Regions from separate parts of the Homo sapiens genome. Here region 1 is linked to region 2. Evidence: chromatin loops called from intact Hi-C (ENCODE). Cell type or tissue: heart right ventricle. All regions are shown on one strand. Links, peaks and the distances in the headings refer to the core of each region. The heading gives the core; the rest is flanking DNA.

Region 1 (9,766 bases), core at 995-8,994, 110 kb before region 2:
CACAAATTCAGATTGTGGGATGTTCTGCAAGACAACTGGTCTGATTCTTTAAAATATCAATGTCATAAACAGCAAAAACACACAAAAAATGGGTAGGAGATTGTTCTAGATGCAAAAAGACTAAAAAGATATGATAACTAAATGCACAATGTGGTTGTTGGTTAGATCCTGGATATTAAGGGAATAATTGGGAAAAACTGAATATGAGCAGATCAGTTTTAAATTTATTAGGTTTGCTAATGGTACTGTGGTTATGGAGATGTTCTTGTTCTTAGGATTACAGAGTACTTAGGAGAGACATATCCTGATAGCTACAATTTATTTTCAAATGGTTCAGAGAAAACAGTACATACACACATGTAACCACATAAACATTGAATAAGCAAATATGGCCAAATATTACTAATTAGTGATTCTAGATGAAAGGTATATGTATTACTCTTTCAACTTTTCTGTACTTTTGGAATTTTTCAAAATAATAAGTTTTGAGAATATTACATTTCATGTGGGTGTTGGTTTATGACAAACAATACCTTTTCACAGATATGAAGCCTATATTTATTTTCTAACAGAAAACAAATCGGTTGATTTTTGTTCCATTCACATCTTGTTTGCTTCTGTAGATATAAGAGATATACGACTGTCTCCTCTTTAGAAACCAGAAGGGAACTGAATAGACCGTCCTCCTAAAATTTAAATCTCTTTGGGTAGGATATTTAAATCTCTTTGGGCACTCTAGACTCTAGATATGTCATCGGGCAGACATCCCCTAAAACCAACAGGTGCACACACACACACACACACACACACACACACACACACACAGGACCAGGCACACACATGCATGCATGCCACACCAAACAAGTACATTTCTGAATTTCAACTAACTTGTCTTTTAGTCCTAAAAGACCAGTACCCCACAGTGAGATTCAGCGTTCTTTTTGAGAGTATTATAAAATGCTGTGTGACGGTTAATGTTAGGTGTCAACTTGACTGGATTAAGGGATGCCCAGAGAGCCAGTAAAGCATGATTTCTGGGTGTGTCTGTGACAGTGTTTCCGGAGGAGACTAGCATGTAAGTCTGAGTGGACCAGGTGGGGAAGACCCACCCTCAGTGTGAGCAGGCACCATCCAACCCGCTGGGGGTCCATAGAGAATAACAACAGAGAAAAGACACATGCTGATCCATCTGCTGGAGCTGGGATACTCTTCCCCTATCTTTGAACAACTCCAGGCTCTCCAGTCTTTGGACTCCAGGACTTATACCAGCAACCTCCCCTACCAACTCCCTGTTCTCAGACCTTCAACTTCAGACTGAGAGTTACACCATCAGCTTCCTGGTTCAGAGCCGGGCTACTGACATCCCAGGGTCTCCAGCTTGTAGACAGCCTGTCGTGGGACTTCTCAGCCTCCGTAATCACATGAGCCAATTCCTCTAATAAATGCCCTCTTGTCTGTCTATCTATCTATATATCCTATTGGTTCTGTCTCTCTGGAGAACTCTGAATACATGACCTTCTTTCATGGAATAAACCTTTTAAAATGTATTTTTCTCATTCAATTATTTAGGTTCAATGTTTATGTGGCAGTGCTGAGAACTCTGAATATGTTTCCATCATATTCAAAGTATTGCTACTCTCTGGATACCTCAGGGTAATTTCTGACATTATGACAAATATAAAAACCTGAACGGCTGAACTTGTGAGTACAAAGTAGTTTTATTATGGCATTATAAAGTATCTCTCAAAAGGACCCACTCAGTCATATACTAGAATTTATTTCTATAGAATAAAATTTCATTTTTATACTGGAGAATTGCAGGAATAGTTTCTTTATGTGTTTCCAGGCTTTGCTTCAAGCACAACTGGAAAGAATACCTCTGGCATTACCATAAGAATACAAGAGGAGAGATGTACCTTGATAAGGCCATAATTGTTAGCTGTAATATCTATACAATATGGCTATATTTTATGTAATGTATTAAACACTTATTTTTGAATTTAATAGGTAACAGGAATAGAATGTAAATGAAATTTAAATTGGTCAAAAAATGACAACAGGAATGACTAAGGTACAAACTTCCTCAGCCTTCTTATTCACTGTTGATTCTATTTCCTTCTTGAAGCTCTCCCTCCGCTGGCTTCCATGATGCACCTGCTCCCTAGTTTTCTTCTGGCCTCTGTGGCTGCTTCACTTCATTATCCTTGATGGTTCCTCTTCCTCCAGTCATGGCTGAAATATTTTTCCTGGCCCGATCCTCTCTCTAAACAGTCTCTCTGGGATCCTATCACAGCTTCAGCTGCCAGTGATGACTTCAGCATGTCCACCTTGAGCCAAGAGAACTTCAAAATCAAGTACGTATTTTCCCACTGGACATCTCTTCTCATGCCCCATAGGGACCTCAAGCACAACATGCCCAACACTCACACTGTCCTCCTTCTGCATTCCCTTGTCCCTCCTTCTGCATTCCCTTGTCCCTCCTTCTGTATTCCCAAATGTCCCTCCTTCTGTATTCCCAAATGTCCCTCCTTCTGTATTCCCAAATGTCCCTCCTGTATTCCCAAATGTCCCTCCTTCTGTATTCCCAAATGTTCCTCCTTCTGTATTCCCAAATGTCCCTCCTTCTGTATTCCCAAATGTCTCTCCTTCTGTATTCCCTTGTCCCTCCTTCTGTATTCCCAAATGTCTCTCCTTCTGTATTCCCAAATGTCCCTCCTTCTGTATTCCCTTGTCCCTCCTTCTGTATTCCCAAATGTCCCTCCTTCTGTATTCCCAAATGTCCCTCCTTCTGTATTACCAAATGTCCCTCCTTCTGTATTCCCTTGTCCCTCCTTCTGTATTCCCTTGTCCCTCCTTCTGTATTCCCAAATGTCCCTCCTTCTGTATTCCCAAATGTCCCTCCTTCTGCATTCCCAAATGTTCCTCCTTCTGTATTCCCTTGTCCCTCCTTCTGTATTCCCAAATGTCCCTCCTTCTGTATTCCCAAATGTCCCTCCTTCTGTATTCCCTTGTCCCTCCTTCTGTATTCCCAAATGTCCCTCCTTCTGTATTCCCAAATGTCCCTCCTTCTGCATTCCCAAATGTTCCTCCTTCTGTATTCCCTTGTCCCTCCTTCTGTATTCCCAAATGTCTCTCCTTCTGTATTACCAAATGTCCCTCCTTCTGTATTCCCTTGTCCCTCCTTCTGTATTCCCTTGTCCCTCCTTCTGTATTCCCAAATGTCCCTCCTTCTGTATTCCCAAATGTCCCTCCTTCTGCATTCCCAAATGTTCCTCCTTCTGTATTCCCTTGTCCCTCCTTCTGTATTCCCAAATGTCCCTCCTTCTGTATTCCCAAATGTCCCTCCTGTATTCCCACATGTCCCTCCTTCTGTATTCCCACATGTCCCTCCTTCTGTGTTCCCAAATGTTCCCCCTTCTGTATTCCCTTGATCAGCAGGTGATATCCTTTTCCCAACCAAAACTTTGGGATTACCTGAGACTTCTCTCTATCCCTTGCCCTAAAGTTAATTGCTCAAGCCTTATTGATTCTATAACCTGTTTGTTTTTTTTTAAAAAAAGAGACAGGATCTTGCTCTATTGCCTAGGCTGGGGCACAGTGTCACATTCATGGCTCACTGCTGCCTCAAACTCCTGGGCTCAAGCAAAAATTCTCCAGCCTCAGCCTCCTGAGTAGTTGGGATGATAGTTGTGAGGCACCTTGCCCAGCTAATATTAAAAAATTGTTTTTGTAGATGTGGGGTCTCACTATGTTGCCCAGGCTGGTCTTGAATTCCTGTCCTCAAGTGATCCTCCTGCCTCAGCCTCCCAAAGTGCTGAGATTACAGGCATGAGGCACTGCACGCAGCCTTTTAATTTTTTTTCCTTTTCCCATCTTCACTTTCAATGACTTGGTTGATGAGTCAACATTTCTAGTAATATTCCAAAATTATTTCCGTCTTTTGGAGGTTGTGAATCTACTCCTTAAATTATTTTCAGAATGATTTTTTAAATATGCAAATACTGTCATGTCACTACTGAGAATCCTCCAATCCCTCCCCTTTAATGAATGGCATTTAACCTCCAATTCTTGCTCTACTGCCTCACAGCTGTCTGGCTTTGTACACACTGCGTTCTTTCTCTGGAATGCCCTTCTTCCACTGGCTTGTCTAGCCGGTGCCTACTGTCCTTGAAAGAGTCAGCTCAACCATCATCTCATCTGGGAAGACTGTTCTGTTAGTATTAGGATACACTGATTAGGTATCCCTCTGTGTGCTGACATACTATTCTGCTTATACATCTGTCAGATGTATATAATATAATGATATTGATATTCATTAATTAATATAACATAATGATATTAACTTATCTTCTTGCCTGTGTCCTTCACTGGATTGTGAATTTCTTAAGTGTAGAAACTGCCTTTATCTCTGTATTCATGTAGCATGGCATATAATATGCGCTAAAAAAAAAAGTGCTAAATGGAAATAGATACTAAAAGTGTATATTGAAGACTTTCAGTGAAATGGGTCATTCAAGTATGATCATTAATATCAGGTTGAGCGTGGTTGTTCACGTCTGTAATCCCAGCACTTTGGGAGGCTGAGGCGGGCAGATTAGTTGAGGTCAGGAGTTCGAAACCAGCCTGGCCAATGTGGTGAAACCCCCTCTCGACTAAAAATATTTTTAAAAAATTAGCCGGGCCTGGTGGTGGTCACCTGTAATCCCAGCTACTCGGGAGGCTGAGGCAAGAGAATCGCTTGAATCCAGGAGGTGGAGGTTGCAGTGAGCCGAGATCGTGCCATTGCACTCCAGCCTGGGCAACAAGAGCGAAACTCCATCTCAAAGAACAAAAAACAAAAACAAAAACAAAAAAACACAACAACAACAAAAAAACTATAATCATTAATATCAAAGTTTAGCATTGGTGGTGAGACCCATAATCAAACATTCATTTTTCTCAGCACCAATTTTAACAAAGATTAATTGCCATAGAAGAAAAAAAAAGAAGTTTTAAAATGGTCTGCAGAGATGGCTTCCAGGTTGTAGGTAGATAAGAGACAAATGGTTGCCTTCTTTTGAGTCTTTGATCACCCTTTTACTGTATGTACAATTTACATGTGAGACAGGAGTAGAGGAATAGTTACTTATGCCTTAGTCTGGCTCGGTGAATCTGCGTTTTTACGTAAACAATAGGGGAGAGGAAGCAATCAGCTATGCATTTGTCTCAGGTGAGCGGAGGGACTTTGAGTTCTGTCCTTTGTCCCACACCTGTGAAAATAAGCTATCAATTTACATTGTCAGGGTGAAATTCAACAGAATTGTTTTAGGGTAAAAGATCTTGAGGCCCACAAGAAATTTCCCTGTGGACAAATTGTGAAGGAGGTATGTAGCTTTTTCATCTTTGTAGCTATCTTATTTAGGAATGAAATGGGAGGCAGGTTTGCCTGATACAGTTCCCAGCCTGACTTTTCCCTTTGGCTCGAGATTTGGGGGTCCCAAGGCTTACTTTCCTTTCACAATATGTAAAATAGCCTGATTTAGCCATTACACAATGTATACGTATATCAAAACATCCCATTGAACACTACAAATACATACAATTTTTTCTTGCCAGTTAAAAAATGAAAAAGTGAGAAGTTAAAAAGTAACAAAAAGTGTTTTTAATTGTCTACACAAAGTTGCTATACTAGTTGTAAGTTCTCTCATGGCATTATGTTAGAACCACCAATGACAGACATTATTCTGTTTTTCCTTTTTTTATTCTGTTTTTCTAAGTTCTCAATGTATTTTTACTTAGACTGAAAACCTATTTTTCAACTCTGCAGGTATCACTTAGGCTTTCTAATTTGCATTCAGTTGAACTGCAGCTAGCTGGAGACTTAAAAAGGAAATACTCTTTTATCATTTATATAACAAGTGCTGCAGGTTCTATAATCTTTGAGATTCATATGAACCACTGATTTGTGACAACATCAGCTGACATTTTATAGACCATCAGAGTCATCCTCAAGGCAGAAATTTACAGTCTTGTGTCTAATAGCCAACAGTCACAGAAGTATTCATGCACCTGCTAACATTTATAGTCCTGAACATCACTGTACAACTTCATTGTACTGTACAATCTTTGACAGCAATTCCTTCTTCTGTTTTCAATCATTCTTGGTTATGAAGCTATAAAGTTATGAAAACATGAGAATTAGAGTCTTCTTTTAACACTTTTTGGTCTGTGTTTTTTCAACAGCAAAATTGGATTATTCAGCTCATGTGAAGACTTATTTAAACCCTTCATTTCTTTTCATTATCAGTCTGCTTCTCTCCATGGGAAAGATACTTTATTCCTTCAGCATGTAGGGTAGACAATCTTGACTCCTTTGGTATTCCATCTTGGAAAATAGAATCCTACAGAGATTACCATCTATACATTTCCTTTTTTTTTCCCGAGTGAGGGGAAAAAGTTAGGCGTCTCCAATGTCCAAAGGCCAGGAGACACAATGATGAGGTAATGTGCGGTGATTGTTCAGCACCATGACGCTAACCCATATCAGTGATTTTTTAAAAAGTGTTCTGGCTGGGCGCTGTGGCTCATGCCTGTGATCCCAGCGCTTTGGGAGGCCGAGGCGGGCAGATCACGAGGTCAGGAGATTGAGACCATCCTGGCCAACATTGTGAAACCCCGTCTCTACTAAAAATACAAAAATTAGCTGGGCGTGGTGGTGTGCGCCTGTAGTCCCAGCTACTTGGGAGGCTGAGGCGGGAGAATTGCTTGAACCTGGGTGGCAGAGGTTGCAGTGAGCTGAGATCACGCCACTGCACTCCAGCCTGGCGACAGAGAGAGACTCCGTCTAAAAAAAAAAAAAAGCATTCTGCAGCCATAAAAAGAATGAGTTCATGTCCTTTGCAGGGACGTGGATGAGGCTGGAAGCCATAATTCTCAGAAAACTAACACAGGAACAGAAAACCAAACACTGCATGTTCTCACTTATAAGTGGGAGCTGAACAATGAGAACACGTGGACACAGGGAGGGGAACATCACACACCAGAGCCTTCGGCGGGTGGGCAGCATGGGGAGGGAGAGCATTGGGACAAATACGTAATGCATGCGGGGCTTAAAACCTAAATGACGGGTTGACAGGTGCAGCAAATCACCATGGCACATGTATACCTATGTAACAAACCTGCACATTCTGCACATGTATCCCAGAATTTAAAGTAAAATTTAATACATAAATAACTTTTTAAAAAAATTCTGCCTATACACCATTACCCAAAACGAATCACACTAAGTGATCTTTTGGGATGAAGAAAAAAAATTATAACTCTCACTTATAATTAGTTTTATTTTTAAAGTTAAGCTTAACTAATATTAAATATATGGATAGACAGGAGTATATATGTATAATTTATTTTTTTAAAACATATAGATTAGGGCACATGCTCAAAATATTTTTATTGATATATACACAATCAAGTAAGTTTTGAGATTGCTACTAGAGATCATTGCACATCACTGAAAATTTTGGCCAGGGTAATGACATTGCAAAAGGGGAATTTTAGAAAAAACAATCTAAGAGCAATAGAGAGGTTAACTTGGAAAGAGCAGATATTCAAATTAGACATGCCAGGTAAGAGGCTTTTTTTTTTTTAACCATTTGTCTAACACTTTATTCTTTTACATTTGATGTTTCTTTGTCCTTTTTAAAAAATTTTTTTTTATTATACTTTAAGTTCTAGGGTACATGTGCATAACGTGCAGGTTTGTTACATATGTATACATGTGCCATGTTAGTGTGCTGCACCCATTAACTCGTCATTTACATTAGGTATATCTCCTAATGCTATCCCTCCCCCCTCCCCCCACCCCACGACAGCTCCCGGTGTGTGATGTTCCCCTTCCTGTGTCCAAGTGTTCTCATTGTTCAATTCCCAGCCAGGTAGGAGGCTTTTGCAAGAATCTAAATATCAACTAGGGTGATGACAGTGGGAAATAGAAAGCCATAGTTATAAGAGATGATGTAAAAGAATAACTTAAAATATTAAAAATGAAAAAAAAAAAGAATGTGTGGAAATTTTGAGCTAAGTTGGTTGGGGAAAAAAACAGGAATATCCATTAGGGGACTCAAATTGCACTATGATTGCCACTGACATACATGCCCACATATATAATGTAGAAGCTACAGTATTATCTGTTTGAACATGAGGCTTGAGATCCTGAAAATTCCCATAAGTGGAAGACACACAGTTGAATTACTTAAAATTTTACAGGAAAAAATGGAATTGTGAAGCAAGGATTGCACCCAAACTTGTAAAAGTCCTTAGAAATCTTGTTTCTTATTAGAAATCTTATGTTTCTTATATATAAATCGTATGTATTTTATGTTGAAACAACAAATAAGAAAGTCCTTCTAGTTTTGTATCCACTAAATAAGTAATGTGCCGAGCATGGTGGCTCACACCTGTAATCCCAGCACTTTGGGAGGCCAAGGTGGGCAGATCACCTGAGGTCAGGAGTTCAAGACCAGCCTGGCCAATATGGTGAAACCCCGTCTCTACTAAAAAATACAAAAAATTAGCCAAGCGTGGTGGTGGGTGCCTGTAATCCCAGCTACTCGGGAGGCGGAGGCAGGGAGAATTGCTTGAACCCAGGAGGTTGAGGTTGCAGTGAGCCAAGATCACGCCACTGTACTCCAGCCAGGGCGACAGAGCAAGACTCTGTCTCAAAAAATATATATAAACTAAAAATAAGTAATGAATATTAGATAAGAAATAGCAGTCAGACTTCCAGCTTCCATTCTGGCACATAAAAAGTTTGGAAGTGCCATTTCATCCTAACAAGTAAAAAACTGAACAAGGAGAAACAGATAAATCCACTACTACAGTGGGGGACTTCAACACTCCTCTATCAGAAATGAACAGATACAATAGGCAGAAATCAGTAAAGACATAATTGAACTCAACATCATCAATCAATTTGATATAACTGATGTCTGTAGACCATTCAACAACAGCAGAATATACATTCTTCTGAAGCTCATACAGATAATTCAACAAGATACACTACATTCTGGGCCATTGAACACACCTTAACAAATTTAAAAGAATAGAAATCATATGTCTGCTCTCAGATCACAATGGAATTAAATTACAAATCAATAGCTGCTGGGTGCAGTGGCTCATGCCTGTAATCCCAGCACTTTGGGAGGCTGAGGTGGGCAGATCACTTGAGGTCAGGAGTTCAAGACCAGCCTGGCCAACATGGCAAAACCCTGTCTCTACTAAAAATACAAAAATTAGCCGGGTATGATGGTATACACCTGTAGTCTCAGCTACTCAGGAGGCTGAGGCAGGAGAATCACTTGAACTCTAGAGGGTGGAGGTTGCAGTGAGCCGAAATCACGCCATTGCACTCCAGCCTGGCGACAGAGCAAGACTCCATCTCAAAAAAAAAAAAAAAAGAGAAAGAAATCAATAGCAGAAACATAGCTGGGGGCCAGATGGAATAGCTCATTCGTGTAATCCAAGCACTTTGGGAGGCTGAGGTGGGAGGATCACTTGAGCCCAGGAATTAGAGACTAACCTGGGCAACATCGCGAGACCCTCATCTCTACAAAAAAAAAAAAAAAAAAAAAAGTTGGGTGTGGTGGCAGGCTCCTACAGTCCCAGCTGCTATGCAGGAGCCTGAGTTGGGAGGATTGCTTAAGCCTGGGATGTTGAGGCTACAAGGAGCTGTGATTTTGTCACTGTACTTCAGCATGGGCGACAGAGTAAGACCCTGTCTCAAAAAGAA
Region 2 (9,766 bases), core at 778-8,777:
TTTTCAGAATATCTTTAGCAATAAGTTCTTTGGTGATATGTTAGTGGCAGCCTCAAAAGGTCCTAATTTTATGTGTCAGACACACACACACACACACACACACACACACATATTTGTTTGTTTTCTAAATCGACATATCTGGAAAAGGATAATATTGGGTTCATGTCTCCCCTTATGGCCAAAGAAAAACAGTAATGGAGAAAGAAAGAAAAAAAAAAAGCTCCCCTGTTGATGTGCCCTGTACTGTGATTAAGATAAAGAAAAGATTTTTCTAGATCATAAAAGTCAGCATCTTATTAGTGTCCAGGAACTCAATAAAATATTAGCAAATCAAATTCAACAACACATCAAAAAGATTAAACATTATGATCAAGTGGGATTGATTGCTGGCAGGCAAGGCTGGTTTAACACATGCAAATCAATCAATGAGATACATCACATTAATAGACTAAAACATGAAAACCACACAATCAGATCAATTGACACAGAAAAAGCATTTGACAAAGTTTAACATTCCTTCTTGATAAAAAATTCTTAACAGTTTAGGTATAGAAAGAAAGTTCCTCAACATAAGAAATACCATTTACAAAAACCCACAGCTAACATCATAATAAGGGGAGAAACTGAAAACTTTTCCTCTAAGACCTGGTACAAGGCAGGGATGCCCATTCTTACCACCCTATTCAACATAGTACTGAAAGTCCTATCAAGAGCAATTAGACAAGGAAAAGAGACAAAATCTATCTGAATTGGAAAGGAAGAAGTAAAATTATCTCTATCTGCAGATTACATGATTCTATATGTAGAAAATCCCAAAGATTCCACCAAAAACTGTTAAATATAATGAATAAATTCAATAAAGTTGCAAAATATAAAATCAGCATGGAGAAATATGTGGCTTTTCTATACACAAGTAACAACTTAGCTGAAAAATTTAAAAACCATAGATCATGATGCTCATCTAAAGAGGAAAAAGAAAGATGAAAGGAAAGTAGTTAATTAAAATTTTTTTAAAGAAATTTAAAAACCATCCCATTTACAATATCATAAAAAATAGGAATAAATTAACCCAGGAGGCGATAAATCTGTACAATGAGACCTATGAAATAATGATGAAAGAAATGGAAAAGGACACAAATAAATGGAAACATATTCCATGCTCATGGACCAGAAGAACTGATGTTGTTAAATGTCTATGCTACCCACAGCAACATGTGGATTCAATGCATCTTGACCAAAATCCCAACAACATTCCTCATAGAAATAGAAAAAACAATCCTAAAATTCATATAGAACTGCAAAAAAACTCCTAATAGCCAAAGCCATTCTGAAAAAAAAAAAAAAATGTGGAGACATCACACTTCCTGATTTAAATTTATATTACAAAGCTATAGTAACCAACACAGTATGGTACTGGCATAAAAACGAACACATAGACCAGTGGAACAGAATGGAGAGCCCAGAAATAAATCTAAACACATATGGCCAACTAATTTTCAAAAAGGGTACCAAAAAGACACAGTAGGGAAACTATAATCTCTTCAATAAATAGTGCTGGGAAAACCGAATTTCCACATTCAAGAGAATGAAATTGGACTCATCTCACACCATACACAAAAAAACTCAAAATGGATAAAAGACCTAAAGGTAAGGCATGAAACCATAAAACTCCCAGAAGTGTGCATAGAGTAAAAGCCTTGGCAATGATTTCTTGAATACCACAGTAAAATCCAGGCTACAAAAGTAAAAATGAATAAAGGGACTATATCAAACAAAAAGACTTCTGCATAGCAAAGGATACAATCAACAAAATAAAAAGGCAATTTACAGATTAGAAAAAAATATATTTGCTAACTATATAACAGATGAGGGGTTAAGGTCCAAGATTTATAAAGAACTTGTACAACTTAATAGCAAAAAATCCCATATAACCCGATTTATAAATTTCTCCAAAGATGACATAAAAGTGGACAACAGCTATATGAAAAGCTTCTCAGCAACACTAATGATTATGGAGATCAAAACCATTATGACATATCACCTCACACCTGTTAGAATAGCCATTATCAAAAAGACAAGAAATAACAAGTTTGGGGAGGGTATGAAGGAAAAGGAACACTTGCATGCTGTTGGCGGGAATGTAGCGTTGACCCTTGAACAACACAAGTTTGAACTGTTTGGCTCCACTTCTATGTGAATTTTTTACAGTAAACATATTGAAAACATGTTTGGAGATTTGTGACAGTTCAAAAAAACTTGCAGACAAACTGTGTAGCCTAGAAATGTCTTAAAAATAAGAAAAAGTTAGGAATGTCATGAATGCATAAAGCACGTGTAATAGTCTATTTTATCATTTACTACCTTTAAGTATACACAAATATATTATAAAAAGTTAAACGGACAAACACAGACTGTACTTGGCACCATTCATGGTCAAGAGAAATGTAAACCAATGTAAAGATGCAGTATTAAATCATAACTGCATAAAATTACCTGCAGTAATACTGTACTACTGTGATAATCTTGTAGCTACCTCCTATTGCTGTTGTGGCAGAGCTCAAGTGTTGTGAAAGTCCGCTTAAAATGCTGTGTGACACTGATCATCTCTAAGTGGGCAGCTCATCTTGCCAGTAAATTGTGCGTTGCAGTAAAAAGTGATCTCTTGTGGTTCTCATGTATATTTTGTTGTGTTTAATGCAATACCATAAACCTCGAATAAGACCATGGGACTCATACGAAGTGCCACTAGTAATGCTGGAAGTTCTCCCAAGGAGCAATTAAAAATCATGACATTATAAGAAAAACTTGAATTTTTTTGATATGTACTGTAGATTCAGCTGTGGTTGCCACCATTTCAAGATAAATGAATCCAGCATTCAGACCATGTTTAAAAAAAAAAAAATGGGAAGGAAATTGTGAAGTTGTCCCTACAGCTACACCAGAAGGCATGAAAAACTTGCACTTTTTATGAACTGCCTATTTGTCTCATATAGAAAATGCAGCTTTTATGTGGGTGCAGGATTGCTATAAAATTGGCATGACTATAGGCTCTAATATAACTGGGGGAAAAGCAAAGTCATTAGATGATGAGTTAAATGACAAGGAAGGTGAAGGATCCAAAGGTGGAGAATTTGGTCGGGCATAGTGGCTCACGCCTGTAATCCCAGCAGTTTGGGAGGCCGAGGTGGGCAGATCACCTGAGGCCAGGAGTTCAAGACCAGCCTGGCCAACATAGTGAAACCCCATCTCTACTAAAAACACACCAATTAACTGGGCGTGGTGGCAGGTGCCTGTAATCCCAGCTACTCAGGAGCCTGAAGCAGGAGAATCGCTTGAACCCGGGAGGTGGAGGTTGAAGTGAGCCAAGATCACACCCTTGCACTCCAGCCTGGGTGACAGAGTGAGACTCCATCTCAAAAAAAATAATAATAAATAAAAGTGGGGAATTAAATGCCAGCAAAGGATGGTTTGATAATTTTGGAGAGAGGTTTAGCTTTTAAAATGTCAACATAACAGGAGAAGCAGCTTGTATTGACCAACAGGCAGCAGATGAGTTCCCAGATGCCATTAAGATAATCACTGAGGAGAAGAGATACCTGAACGAATCAGTTTTCTTGTTGATTTTCTGTTGTTGTTGTTTTGAGACAGAGCTCACTCTGTCACCCAGGCTGAAGTGCAGTGGTGATCTCAGCTCACTGCAGCCTCTGTCTCCTGGGTTCAAGTGATTCTCGTGCCTAAGCCTCCCGAGTAGCTGGAGTCCCAGCTACAGGTGCATGACACCACACCTGGCTAATTTTTGTACTTTCTGGCAGAGACAGGGTTTCACCATGTTGGGGGCTGGTCTGGAACTCCTGGCTTCAAGTGATCCGCCCGCCTTAGCCTCCCAAAGTGCTGAGATTACAGGCATGAGACACCACATCCGCCCTGAATCAGTTTTTAATGCCGACAAAAGTGCTCTATTCTGCAAGAAAAAAAATGCCACAAAGGATATTCATTAGTAAGGAAGAGAAGCAAGCACAGGATTTAAGGCAAGAAGGGATAGGCTAACTCTATTGTTTTAGGCAAATATAGTTGAGTTTATGAAAACAGGACTGCCCTTATCTATAAAACTGCAAACCCCAAGCCTTGAAGGGAAAAGATAAACACAGCTGCCAGTTTTTTGGTTATATAATAAGAAGGCCTGGACAAGAAGAACACTTTTTTTGGATTACTTCCATCAATGCTTTGTCCCCAAAGTCAAGAAGTACCTTTGCAGTAAGGGATTGTTTTTTAAAGGTCTTTTGGACAATGCTCCCTGGACACCCAGAACCTCATGAGTTCAACACCAAAGGAGTCAAAGTTGTCTACTTGCCCCCAAACACAGTTTCTCCAATTCAGTCTCCAGATCAGGGGGTCATAAGAACCATAAGGCTCATTACACACTGCAACTCTACGGAAAGGATTGTCAATGCTATGGAAGAGAACCCCAAAAGAGAACATCATGAAAGTCTGGAAGGGTCACACCATTGAAGATGCCATCATTGTTAGGGACGGAGCCATGAAAGCCATCAAGCCCACAACAAGAAATTCCTGCTGAAGAAAACTGTGTCCAGATGTTGTGCATGACTTCACAGAATTTACAACAGAGCCAATCAAGGAAATCAAGACAGAGATTGTGGATATGAAAAAAAAAAAGCTGGAGAGTAAAGGGTTGCAAGATATGCATCTTGGAAAATAAAAACAAAATACACACACACAAAAAAAAACACAAAAAATGTGTTATGGTTTTTTTTTTTTTTTTTTTTTTTTGAGATGGCGTCTCACTCTGTCACCCAGGCTAGAGTGCAGTGGCATGACACGATCTCGGCTCACTGCAACCTTCGCCTCCCAGGTTTAAGCAATTCTCCTGCCTCAGCCTCCAGAGCTGAGATTACAGGTATGCACCACCATGCCCAGCTAATTTTTTTGTATTTTTCATAGAGATGGGGTTTCACCATGTTGGCCAGGCTGGTCTCAAACTCCTGACCTCAGGTGATCCGCCCACTTTGGCCTCTCCAAAAAAAGTTTTAAGATATTGATGTAGGAGAAATTCAAGAGTGAACAGACACCACCCTAGAGGAATCAACAGACAACGACGATGGAGTGAGTGCTTCCAAACCAGCGCCAGACAATGAGGCAGTGCCAGAAAACAAGTTGGCATTAGATGATCTGGCAGAAGGGTTTTGATTATTCAAGACTGCTTTTGACTTCTTTTACAACATAGACCCTTCCATGATATAGGCAATGACACTAAAACACATGATGGAAAAATGATTGGCATCATATGCAAATATTTTTAGAGAAACGAAAAAGCAAAAATGTCAGGCAGAAGTTACAATGCATTTCCATAAAATTACACCTACTGTGCCTGCCTCTCCTGCCTCCTCTTCCACCTCCTCCACCTCTTCCGTATCTGCCAACCCTGAGACAGCAAGACCAACCCCTCCTCTTTCTTCCTCTCAGCCTACTCAATGTGAAAATGAGAAGGATGAAGACCTTTATGGTGACCAACTTCCACTTAAAGACTAGTAAATATATTATCTTTTATGTTTAATTAACATGAATACATAACAGTTATACATATTTATGGGGTACATGTGATATTTTAAAACAAACAAGCAATGTGTAGTAATCAAATTAGGGTAATTAGAATATCCAAAACCTCAAATATTTATCATTTCTTTGTATTAGAAACATTATAATTCCACTGTTTTAGTCATTTTGAGATATACAATAAATTATTATTAACTATAGTCACCCTATTATGCTCCCAAATACTAGGTCTTATTCCTTCTATCTAACTGTATTTTTGTATCCATTAACTATTCCCTTTTTCTGTCCACCCTTCCCCTCCCGACCAACTACCCTTCCTAGCTTCTGGTAACCATCATTCTACTCTCTATTTCCATGAGTTTACTTTTTCTTCCAAACTCCCACAGATAAGTAAGAACATGAGATATTTGTTTTTCTGTGCCTCACTTTTTTTCACTTGACATAGTATCCTCTAGCTCCATCCATGTTGTTGCAAATGACAGGATTTCATTCTCTTTTGTGGCTGAATAATATTCCATTGTGTATATACCCCACATTTTCTTTATCCATTCATCCATTAGTGGGCACTTAGGTCGACTCCATGTCTTGTCTGTTGTGAATAGTGCTGCAATAAACCTGGGAGTACACATATCTCTTTGACATACTGATCTCCTTTCTTTTGAATATATACCTATCAGTGAGATTGCTAGATCACATGGTCATTCTATGTTTAGTTTTTTGAGGAACCTCCATACTGTTGTCCATAGTGGCTATACTAATTTACATTCCAACCAACAGTGTACAGGTGTTCCCCTTTCTCCACATCCTCTCCAGCATTTATTATTGCCTGTCTTTTGAATAAAAGCTATTTTAACTGGGGTGAGTTAATATCTTATTGTAGTTTTGATTTGCATTTCTCTGATGATTAGTGATATTAGACATTTTTTCATATACCTGTTGGCCATTTGCATGTCTTCCTTTGAGAAATGTCTAGTCAGATTGATTGCCCATTTTTAATTGGATTACTTGGGATTTTCTTCTATTGAGTTGTTTCAACTTTTTAAATATTCTGGTTAAGAATCCCTTGTCAGGCTGGGTGTGGTGGCTCACGCCTGTAATCCCAGCAATTTGGGAAGCCAAGGAGGGTGGATCATGAGGTCAAGAGATCGAGCCAACATGGTGAAACCCTGTCTCTACTAAAAATACAAAAAATTAGCTGGGCGTGGTGGCACGCACCTGTAGTCCCAGCTACTCAGGAGGCTGAGGCAGGAGGATTGCTTGAACCCGGGAGGCAGAGGTGGCAGTGAGCTGAGATCATGCCACTGCACTCCAGCCTGGTGACAAAGCAAGACTCTGTCTCAAAAAAAAAAAAAAAGTGTGTTATATTCAGGATTTTTGCTAAATGGGCAGATTATAGTTGTACTTGTCACCAGATGGGGCCAAGGATAGTGTGGGGCTGAGGAATGGGTAACTATGTGAGATGATGAATATGTTTATTAATTTTTTCCATCATAGTAACTATTTTACTATATATGTATTTTGTGGGTTTTTATTGTTGTTTTTTTGAGACAGAATCCCACTCTGTTGCCTAGGTTGGAGTGCAGTCACACAATCTCGGTTCACTGCAACCTCTGCCTCCTGGGTTCAAGGGATTCTCCTGCCTCAGCCTACCAGGTAGCTAGAACTACAAGCGCGCACCACCATGCCTGGCTAATTTTTGTATTTTTAGTAGAGATACGGTTTCACCATGTTGGCCAGGCTGGTCTCCAACTCCTGGCCTCAAGGGATCCTCCCACCTTGGTCTCCCAAAGTGCTGGGATTACAGGCGTGAGCCACTGTGCCCAGCCTATATATGTATTTTTATAACATCATGTTGTATGCCTTAAGTACACACAATAAGAAAAAAAAATTTAGATAGAAGTTTCCGGGTAGCTGTGTGGAAAAATCACCATAGCAAACATGATGGGATCCCCCTTCATGTTTCCCACACTCAGTAAAGCAGCCCTGTGCAGACAGAGCTGCTCCTCTGTGCTTTTCACTATTGCTTTGGGCGATAGAATAGCTATACATGTAGAGTTTAGCCATTAGTTATAAAGCCAGCCGGTGTAACCGTGACCAGAGTGAAGGAAAGCTGTGGCAGTTGTCCCAGAGCCACTCCTGATGCCTCCTCCCTCGCTCCCTGCAGAAGTCACCACTCGCCTGACTTTTGTGGTAGTAATTTATTTGCTCTTTATCTCCTCCATGTGTGCACTCTAAACAACAGAGAATCGCTTTGTCTATTTATGAACTTTTTAAGGAACTTTAAATAAAACCATGATGTTTATATTGCTTTGTGATTTGTTTTCTCCTTGGCATTGGTTCATCCTGGTCGTGAGTAGCTTAATTCATTCATTAGGGTTGCTATATAGTAATCGCTCTATGACCATACCATGATTGATTGATTGATTCTCTTGTTGCTCTGCTATATTTTATGACAATAACCTCCTCCAAGTCCTCTGTATTTACCACTGTGCCTCCCATCCTCTGCACCCAAAGGGTGAACATCTAGCTCTTTACATACTTTGGACATGATATATAACTTTTGTCTTTGGCACTCAAGAGAATCTACAGTTGTTTATACTTTTCTTGAAATTCTTGGAATGCCAAGAGTTGCTTCATTAGTAATAAATAATATTCTTAAAGTCATTTTTTTTTACCTTCAATCACAGCATTTATCTCAGACAAGGCCCACAGTGAGCAGTCAGCAAATTCTTGTGTATGATAATATTGATGATGCCTGGCTGGTCACCAGAAACACTTCAAAGCAGAGGTTTTTTGTTTTTTTGTTTGTTTGTTTGTTTGGTTTGTTTTGTTTCTTGAGAAAGAGTTTCACTCACGAAGTTTCACTCTTGTTGCTGAGGCTGGAGTGCAATGGCGCGATCTCAGCTCACCGCAACCTCTGCCTCCCGGGTTCAAGCCATTCTCCTGCCTCAGCCTCCCGAGTAGCTGGGATTACAGGCATGCGCCACCACGCCCGGCTAATTTTGTTATTTTTAGTAGAGACGGGGTTTCTCCATGTTGGTCAGGCTGGTCTTGAACTCCTGACCTCAGGTGATCCGCCCACCTTGGCCTCCCAAAGTGCTGGGATTACAGGCATGAGCCACCTCACCCAGCCCAAACCAGAGTTTTGAGTTAGACATAGTTAAAGCACATCTTTCTTTTCCCCATTGAATTGAATAATCAAGATTAAAGAAATTCACTTGTTCTTTTTTTAAAAGTGATAAAATATACATAACAGAAAAGTTACCATTTGAACAATTTTTAGGTATACAATCCAGTGGCATTAAGTATATTCACATTTTTTCTGCAACAATTACTACTATCCATTTCCAGAACTTTTTCATCATCCCAAACAGGAACTGTTCTTTTTAAGCACTATTAGTTCCTTTTAAGCACTAATTCCCATTCCTCCCTCCCCTCTAGCTCCTGGAAACCACTGTTCTCCTTCCTGTCTCTATGGATTTGACAATTCTAGGTACCTCATATACAGGCAGTCGTACAATATCTTGCCTTTTGTGACTGGCTCCTTTCATCACGTGATGATTTTGACTCACGAATTAAATGAAGTGTCATGAATAGTTAAAAAGTAAAATTCAAGCCCCAGATCCAATTCAGAGACCAGCCTTGCACGTGTATTCCTTTAACTTCTCCCACCTCTTGCCACAGTGCCAGGCCGGGCTCCTGTGATGCTGGTGGCTGGAGAGCTATCAATTCCAGACCCACCAGGGAGAATGAACGGGAAATCCTAGAGTTGTTTCACTGGAAGGCTGTGAAGTGGTTTCCTTAAAACTGTTAGTTGCTTTTGCCACAGTATCGTCTGATTGAATAACCATAGAGCAGTAGCATGCTTTACACTTATTTATTTATTTATTTATTTATTTATTTATTTATTTATTTTGAGACAGAATCTTGCTCTGTCACCCAGGCTGGAGTGCAGTGGTGCGATCTTGGCTCACTGCAACCTCTGCCTCCAGGGTTCAAGCAATTCTCCTGCCTCAGCCTCCCAAGTAGCTGGGATTACAGGTGCGCACCACCACGCCCAGGAGTTTTTGTATTTTTAGTACAGATGGGGTTTCACCATATTGGCCAGGCTGGTCTCAAACTCCTGACCTCAGGTGATCTGCTCACCTCAGCCTCCCAAAGTGCTGGGATTACAGGCGTGAGCCACTGCGCCGGT

Evidence for each region. Hi-C counts contacts between places; a loop is a spot of excess contacts. Peaks named below come from ENCODE experiments on the same cell type or tissue, not always from the same donor. Only the 100,000 strongest peaks of a DNase experiment are listed, where the experiment ranks them.
Region 1: a loop joins it to region 2, with 3 times the contacts of the local background. A loop is called at or near these places in 20 of 110 quality-filtered maps.

The regions. Positions count from the first base shown.
Region 1 is chr4:182,940,932-182,950,697 of GRCh38, forward strand. It overlaps LOC105377577 (a long non-coding RNA gene), which reads left to right. Exons shown (of 3, transcript XR_939536.3): 2 at 1,570-1,701; 3 at 2,126-2,207. Among named protein-coding and RNA genes, the nearest start is that of DCTD, 28 kb to the left of the region's middle. In heart right ventricle, for the core only: no CTCF peak of the experiment used is centred there; no DNase peak of the experiment used is centred there; H3K27me3 peaks cover 457 bases.
Region 2 is chr4:183,049,742-183,059,507 of GRCh38, forward strand. It overlaps LOC105377578 (a long non-coding RNA gene), which reads right to left. Exons shown (of 3, transcript XR_001741938.2): 3 at 9,039-9,766. Among named protein-coding and RNA genes, the nearest start is that of WWC2-AS2, 45 kb to the right of the region's middle. In heart right ventricle, for the core only: no CTCF peak of the experiment used is centred there; no DNase peak of the experiment used is centred there.